2 separate regions of the Mus musculus genome follow, and region 2 is linked to region 1. Evidence: chromatin contacts called from ENCODE Hi-C or POLR2A ChIA-PET data. All regions are on one chromosome and are shown on one strand. Each heading gives the region's core, a stretch centred on a gene start or an enhancer-like site at or near the end of the contact. The rest is flanking DNA. Distances are from core to core; before and after follow the strand shown. Region 1 has its middle 83 kb from the start of Gadd45g. Region 2 has its middle 120 kb from the start of Gadd45g.

What was found. Hi-C counts contacts between places; a loop is a spot of excess contacts on that map. ChIA-PET counts read pairs that join two places held with the same protein, here RNA polymerase II (POLR2A).
Region 2: a map of gastrocnemius shows a loop between it and region 1 (2.1-fold over the local background). The contact joins two enhancer-like sites. A Hi-C loop is called at or near these places in 3 of 37 maps with a recorded cell type or tissue (gastrocnemius and heart). POLR2A ChIA-PET finds 5 or more read pairs at or near these places in 3 of 5 experiments (Patski and embryonic stem cell).

The regions. Positions count from the first base shown.
Region 1 is chr13:51,927,476-51,931,485 of GRCm38, reverse strand. No RefSeq gene overlaps it. Among named protein-coding and RNA genes, the nearest start is that of Gadd45g, 83 kb to the right of the region's middle. Within about 2 kb of position 1,552, at least 1 of the 3 ENCODE cell types and tissues checked has a DNase peak (open chromatin) inside an H3K27ac peak, as active enhancers do; it is gastrocnemius, where a contact is called at or near this core.
Region 2 is chr13:51,963,255-51,967,019 of GRCm38, reverse strand. No RefSeq gene overlaps it. Among named protein-coding and RNA genes, the nearest start is that of Gadd45g, 120 kb to the right of the region's middle. Within about 2 kb of position 2,254, at least 2 of the 3 ENCODE cell types and tissues checked have a DNase peak (open chromatin) inside an H3K27ac peak, as active enhancers do; they include gastrocnemius, where a contact is called at or near this core.

The DNA.
Region 1 (4,010 bases), core at 303-2,802:
GATATTGCTGGTGGAAGAGCTTGGGAGGGGTCCTAAGTATGTAATCTACCAATTCTAACACATTCCTCGCATGTCACTGGGCCAGGCTCTGTCTGTCTGCACTGACTTTGTCACCACCCATGGGGTGTGGATGCTGGGAGGTGACCCCCACTGGGGCTTCAGGTGTGGATGCTGAGCCGACCCTGGGTAGAGATGGTCAGAGATGAATATGGGAGACAATACCAGGTCACAGTGGGAAGGAGATAAAGCATTCTTGTGGCTCGTGTGCATCTTGATGACTCTACACTACATCTTGCTTCCCTGCAAATCAAGAGCTGGATCGCTGTACTGCACAGATGGAAAGTTCCTCCTTCTCACTGGCTAGAGTCTGTTCCTTCTGCTTCCTGGACTTGATACAAGGCTCATCTGTGGGATAACCCCAAAGGAGGCAGGGCTGAGTATCCTAGCATATACCTTGCAGACATGGGGACTCAGAGGAAATTCCCATGTTCCCCCATGCAGAATCTCTCCATGAGCAAGCACAGGCTGAAGGAAAGAGGAAAAAGGACAGATGGTTCTGAACTTCAGAGTGAAACCTGCCACAGATGGCAAGGTCCCACCTGCCCTGGGAAGTCATATCAGAGAATGAGGCTTCAGGTACACGGAAGAAGAGTGCATTTATACACCATAGTGACTGTATTGAGGATGTTAAAAAAAAAAAAAGAGCTTTAGTCCTATGACCAACAAGAATATGTAGCCAGTACTCAGAGAGCAGGGCCAGACTCTCAGCCATCCCTTACACTGAGAGCTCCCGGCCCCTCCCTCCCCAGCCCGCAGCTGTAGATTCACAGAGCCACCCACTGAGCTCAGATCAGCTCCTGGAGAAGTCTATTTGGTACCAGCCAACTCTTCCAGCCCCACATCCCTGAGGGAGAAGCAGGTGCTGACTGCCCTGCCTAATCTAAGTTCAGATGGAGTGTGCAGAACAGAATGTCAGCCTTTTGCCTGTGTGGAGGCCCCAGGGCACGTGGATCTGGCCTCCATCAACAGGCACAGAAAATCTGCCTCTGGCGCTCTCGGGACACCACCCTGTTCCTGCCAAAAACATTACCAGGGCTGCTGAGGTCCACAGGAGACAGACTGCCCAGGCAGACTGTGTCTCCCAGCTTTCTTGGGCTCTGTCCAGCTGCCAAGAGAGACACGGTGCCCAAAGGAGAACGAAACATGTTGCCCAAAGTTCTGCACTATGCAATGGCACTGAAAGACTGTCAAGCTGAAACTAAAATAAGATAAAACATGTAGCTTTTCTTTTCAAAAGCAAGCTACTAGAAACACTGAAGGCTGTGGGGTTTTGTTTTGTTTGTTTGTTTTGTTTGTTTGTTTTGTTTTGTTTTGTTTTTTTGCAATCCCACGGGCAACAGGCACTCAGGCCCTTCACTTTCCCCACCAACAATGCCAGGAAATCAACTTGCCCAGCCTGAAGACTGGCGCTGCTTTCCTTTACAAATTAAGAGCTGATGCTCTTCTGAGAGGCAGCCCTGTTCCCCATCAGCTTCCTGGTGTACACTGCTGGTTTTCCCTGCAGTGGCCTACTGGTCTGCCAATGTCCCTGGCTTCATTTTAACTTCTTGTGAGAATGTGCCAAGGCACCTGCAAGCCTTTTGGGAAAAAAAAGGGGGGGGGTGTAAAAAAAGAAAAAAGAAAAAAAAAGTAAGGAGAAGCTGACAAATAAGCAGGCAGAGTTTAGCATTTGCATCTGGCAATCTAAGAGGCCAGTCTGGGAGCTAGAACTGTCTGCACAAGGACTGACAAACAGGCTGACCGCGTCCATAGGGCCAGACAGAGAGGCATGAAGCATCTTTGAAGAGGATGAATGATAGCTTAGAGTATCAGGTGTGTTAGATACGAGTCCCAGTAGAAGAAGTCACCCCCAAACCTACGCATCTTCAAACCAACCTCACTCAAGTTCGTGTTTTCAGGAGGCTTGGCTGTGGTCCGGGGCTCTGTGCAGTGTGATCAGTAGCAGCTGGAACTTTGGGGAATTAGGAAGGTATCACCTCGTTCAGCCTCAGTCCCAGAGTGCTGTCCTTTCCCCCTCTGGCTACTTTTCAATCCCACCACAGGCTAGCTTGTGTGTCCTCAACAAGATGGCAGCCAGTGGCCACAGGACACATTGTGTGTCAGCTCGGAAGTCGGGCAACATACCTGCCAGCTACCAATGAAGATCCTGCAGGAGGCAGGAGCCTTCCCTTCTATGAGATACCATGTACCTATGAGGACTGAAAGTGGCCCGGTGTTCTGGGGGAAAGGAGACAGCCTTCCCAACTCAGAGGGGTGGAGGGCAAAGATCATGGAAGGTGGAGGCTTTAAAACTGCTATCCCAAGTCAGCACGCTCCAGCCATTGCTGGAAGAGAAAGATGCACATGGTGGACTAAGCTCATCTGCTGTGGTCCAGGGCAGCAGAGCATGCCTGCATAGAGACGCAGCTCAGGAGCAGAAGTGTACATCTATCTTTGTGGGGACACTGTCTCATGAGCATTGTGCCACACAGATCCTCCCAAGCCTTGCCAGCCTGACTCATCCAGCCAAGCATATTCCAGGTTGCTGGCTGGAAACACTTCGGCCCAGAGAAAGGGGCTTTTACGGGTGGTGCCCTAGCCTGCCAGGAGCACCTTGGGTCCGGTTTTCCTGGAACAATGGGGGATATACTACAGTCTAATTAGTCTCTGGCTGGGAGACTAAGAGGACACAATATGTGCTTTCCTGTTTGGAAAACTGAAAACAAGTTTTAAAGAATAGATGCTGAGTTCCTACTGAGCCCATTCTTTGTACTAATATGGCTGCGACCCTTGGGTGCTGCCTGGGTTTCAAGGACCAAGTTGCTTGGAGGACAAAGGTGAGTGAGTAGATTTGGTCAACAGCTGAGGTGCTTGAGAAAACAGCCAGCGAGAGAGAGAGAGAGAGAGAGAGAGAGAGAGAGAGAGAGAGAGAGAGAGAGAGAAAGGCTGGCCAGCTGTTGTGTTGTGTGGATCACTAAGGCCTCTGCCCCAGCCTCAGTCACCCTGGGTCTCTAGTCTCCATCCTGCCCCATGTCCTGAAGCAGCCAATGCTGGTCACGCTGACAGACATCCCCATGCGCTCTCTCTCTCTCTCTCTCTCTCTCTCTCTCTCTCTCTCTCCTGCATGCTGTGAAAAGCCCATCTTTCCACACAGAGAAAACCTGTGACTGCCCTGCCCCAACACAAAAGCCCGTAGTAGAAAACCCAGCATTTGGCGCTCAGAATCCTCACGGAACGAAAGATGTTATACCACAGCAATGCTACCTACCACAGAGCTGACCTGCCCATGGTGCCTTTCCCGAGACAGGGCTGTGCCCCACGTATCCCTTTCGGGAATAAGATTTTCAATGCACTGGCGCAGTCAACCCTTCCAGGTTAGATCAAAATTAGAGGCCGAGTACACAGGTAAGTTAAGAGCAGCACTTTCAGGTGGGCGTGGAGTCAGAGACAGCGTGAATAAGTATTTTGTTTCTTTCAGTTTGCCTTAACTGCTGTTTCTTTGCTCAGCTCCCTGGATGTGGGTGCTCATGTACATCAAACCCAGAGAAAACTGATGCAAGACAGTCTTGCACAATGCTGATTTCTATCGGAACCCCGATACTTCTCAAGGACGGGCATTAGTGCTATTGGGAGCCATAGATGGTTCTAGGTAGCAGGCTTGTGTTTAAACAGGACGTGGGGCTATCCCTGTTCCCCAAATTCAGACCAGAGAACCCGTGCTCAGAGGCTAAGCTACTTCAGAACTCTTATGGCCCCTATTCCCCTGGCCCCATCTGACTGTAATAGAGAACCTTTTTTTTTTTTTTAAATCTATCTCCTATGGGTTGAGTTTGCTCGATATTTTCATTGTTGCAGAGGCATTGGAGATACACTAGGCAACTGCTCTACTGGTGATCGACATCCCTGAACCCTGAACTTGACTTTTTCTTTTGTTTTAAGCCAGGCTCTCTGCAAAGTGCTCAGGATGACCT
Region 2 (3,765 bases), core at 1,005-3,504, 35 kb before region 1:
TAACCTTGGGGAGGAGGAGACATGTGGGTCCCTGAGGCTCGCTAACCAAACCAACTGAAGCAAGGAGCTGCAGAATCATCGAGAGACCTTGTGTCAAAAAAAAAAAAAAAAAAAAAAAAGATGGAGGGCTGGAAAGATGGCTCAGTGGTTAAGAGCACTGACTGCTATTCCAGAGATCCTGAGTTCATCCACATGGTGGCTCAAAACCATCTGTAATGGGATCTGACGCCCTCTTCTTGTGTGTCTGAAGATACAGTATACTCACATATAATAAATAAGTAATTTATTAAAAAAAAAACAAGATGGAAAGCAATAGAAGAAGACTGCTTACATTGTCCTCTGGCCTCAACATGCACACACGCACACACATGCACATGTACCTCTCTACACATATGTATATGCACACATGAACACGTGCATACCCATACACACGAAACATATCTCACATACACACAGAAAGAGAGACAGAGAGAGAACAAAACAGACTCAGGGAAAGTATAGTCCAGTATCGCTCAACATTCGGCCGTTAACAATATTAGCCATAGCCCTAACAGGGCCCCAGAAGGCAGACAGAAGCCTATATCCAGATCCTAATGCCTCCATCTTTGATGGCACCAGTGACCTGTTTCACAATGAACATTCATAAGCCAGGGTCTTGGGCCTTGGGAAGTTGATGAACAACTGTAGAAGCTGGAGGTGAGCTGGCTGGTGGTGGATTCCTGGCTCTATGCCAGCCTCGAGGCCACCACAACCTTGCATAAACTTCTCCTGAGAACAACTTAACCTGGTATGTCTGTGGGATGGGTGGTAGGCAAGACAGAGAGAGGACCTTGAACAAGCTTAGCCTACTGGGATCCACACCATGTAGCCTCTTTCCCTAAGGGCCACTGAACCTGGGGCTTGCTTCCGGCAGACAGATGGGACCATGAAGGACATCCTCTGTTGCCCTCTATTTATTATTGGAGGAGGGAGAAGAGCTTGAACCAGCCAAGTGCTCTGCCCCAAGGCTATGTCCACAGCTTAGTTGTCCCAAATCAGTTGACGGGGTTATCAAAAAAGAACATGAGTTGATAAGCAACCTCGGGAGAAAAGATCTAGTCACACACTACTTGCTAGCAGAAGTCAGGGGTCAGAGCTGTCATCAGTACAGAATAAAAAAATGTCCCGGGGTACAGATCAGTTAGTAAAGTGTTTGCCTAACATGCATGAGGCCCTGGGTTTGATCCCCAACACCTTATAAACCAGTCATGGTAGTATACTTCTATAACCCTAGCACAAGGAAGGTGAAGGCTAGCCTCAGCTAGTGAGTTTAGGGCCAGCATGGGCAACAAAAGACCCTGACTCAGAAAACAAAAATATTAAACAAAAAATAAAACGTTAAAATTGATAATTAACAATAATAAGCTATCTTCCCTTTACAGATGTTTGTGAAGCCCCTGGTCATCTGTGTTCCTGCCAAGCTGACATCCTATATCACCATTTCCCAGTATGTCCCCATTTTTGGAAGAAAGGGATGGAGCTGTTGAGGAACAATGAAACTACTGAACGTGCGTCTTCATTTCATAAACAGAGGACAGGCTTGGGCTTCCCCCTCCAGTAGAGCGCTTGCTGAACATTCGTGCTGTCTGTTTGCATCCTTAGAAAGACCCCAAGAAGAGACAGAAAGAGACACTACACTTGCCCGTGACCTTCAAACACAGACAGATTCCAAGTTCAGAGGTGGCAATCTGTGGCAGCCCAGACAACTGGGTTCTCACCAGGCCCTCAGAGGGACATTGACAAAGACCCCACTGTAACCTGGTATCCTTTCCCCAGTCCATCGCTGCCCAGGGTCAGCTCAATGTCCCCACCTAAGGCCCCAGTGGAGGTCACCTCTCAGCATCCACACCCCCTAGCTGGTGCCAAACTCAGCAAAGGCAGACAGAATGTGGCCCACAGCCAAGAAGGAGAAACAGCCTTTGGAAGCCACTAAATCATCCCCTTTGTTCTAAGTACCCCAAGACAGTAGAATGATCTGGAAAACAAATTCCCATGAAATGATTCAGCAAGAGAGAAGAACGTTCTGGAGACTGACTTCTACCTAAACCATCTGAGCAGGTCTATGTAACAGCCTTTCTCAGAGCTGCCCTTTCTCTACACGAAAGGGCTGATTCCAGCAGAGAGGGTCATTCCACCTGCTGTGGAGCTCATCTGCCCGTTGAGCAAGCCAAGCTAGACCCTGAAAGCCAGGCACTGCTACCCTGTGTGGCCCTAGTGTCTGCAGGGAGCATGCAGGGAGGACACTGGCTCCCTGTCTACACAGCAGGAACTGACACACAGATGCCTCAGACAGGCTGTGCTGAGTTTTGTTCCACCCTCAAAGAAAACCCAACCCCTTCCCCCAAATGAAGCTGTCTTTACAATGCTTGCAGGACCAGGGTGGGATTTGTGCAGCTCTGATTGTTCGGGCGGGCTGGTCCCCAGACCGGCTGAGTCACACCGGAAGAGGCATTCTTCATAATTCTCCTCAGGCCCTGCAGGCTTTGTTTGTACACTTGCCTGTTTCCTGTTCCACTGCCCCTAGCCCTTCCTCCACCTGCGCACGCTGGCACTGCAGAGAGGACCGTCGCTGTGTGTACTAGCCTTAAAAAAATGAAGACAGAAAAATCTAGTTCTTCCTCATCAGCTTTCTCTGAGCATGGAGAAAGAAGAAAGGAAAAAGCAGGGAAGATGTTGCAGCCGGGGAGAGCTTTTCTCCTGCGGCTGAAATCCTGTCCCAACATGGCTTCCCGACCCCTCACCCAGAAGGGGAACCCTTCAGCCCTACGTCGCTGGAGAGAAAGTTCTCATACTCCACAATCTGTTTCCTGGAAACCCTGGGAGTTCCTCAGAGCCGCTCAGAGCAGCTGTGGAGGAAGAGAAGGCCAGGAAACTGAGGCAAGCCAAACACCAAGTTCTAGTGAGAGTAGAGAGACCAAGTTACAGTGTGCTCAGATCAGCACCTTCTTCTGCTCACTGTGTAGGCCACAAACAGGCCTAGAAGCAAAGGGACTCTACTCTGGGAGCTCTTAGGGGCTGGGGTCGGGGGAGGACACCATCCTCTCTGTGGCCCGGGTGTGACTACAATTAGTCACAAAGCTTGGGGCATTGCACTGAGTGGCTGCTCTGTGTGACTGGCCTGCTGGAGGAATGGCTATAAGATCAGCATCCAAAGCTCTGACCCAGAGTTGTTCCTGTCTGAGGGTACAAAAAGTAGAGAAGAGCCTGAGAGACAGGAGGTCCAGTGACAGGCCCAAATTGGGATCCAGCTCAAGGGGAGGCTCAGACCCCTGAGACTGTTACTGATGTTGTGGTGTGCTTGCAGACAGGAGCCTAGCATGGCTGCCCTCCGAAAGGCCCAACGAACAGCTGAAAGAGTCAGATGCAGATACTAGCACCTAGCCAGTGGATGGAAGGCAGGGACCCCTGTGGTTGAATTGGGGGAAAGCTGGAGGAAGATGAGGACGAGGGTGACCCCATGGGAAGACCAGCAGTCTCAACTGACCTAGACCACCAAGATCTCTCAGACACTGAGCCCCACCAACCAGGCAGCATACACCAGATGATATGAGCCCCCAGTCCCCACCCCCAGCACATATACAGCAGAGGACTGCCTGGTTTGGGTTCAGTCAAAGAAGATGCACCTAACCCTCGAGAGAATTGAGGCCCCAGGGAGTGGACCCAGGGAGTGGAGAGGCATGGTGTGGTGAGGAGTGGGGGTGGGAACATCCTCTTGGAGATGGGGAG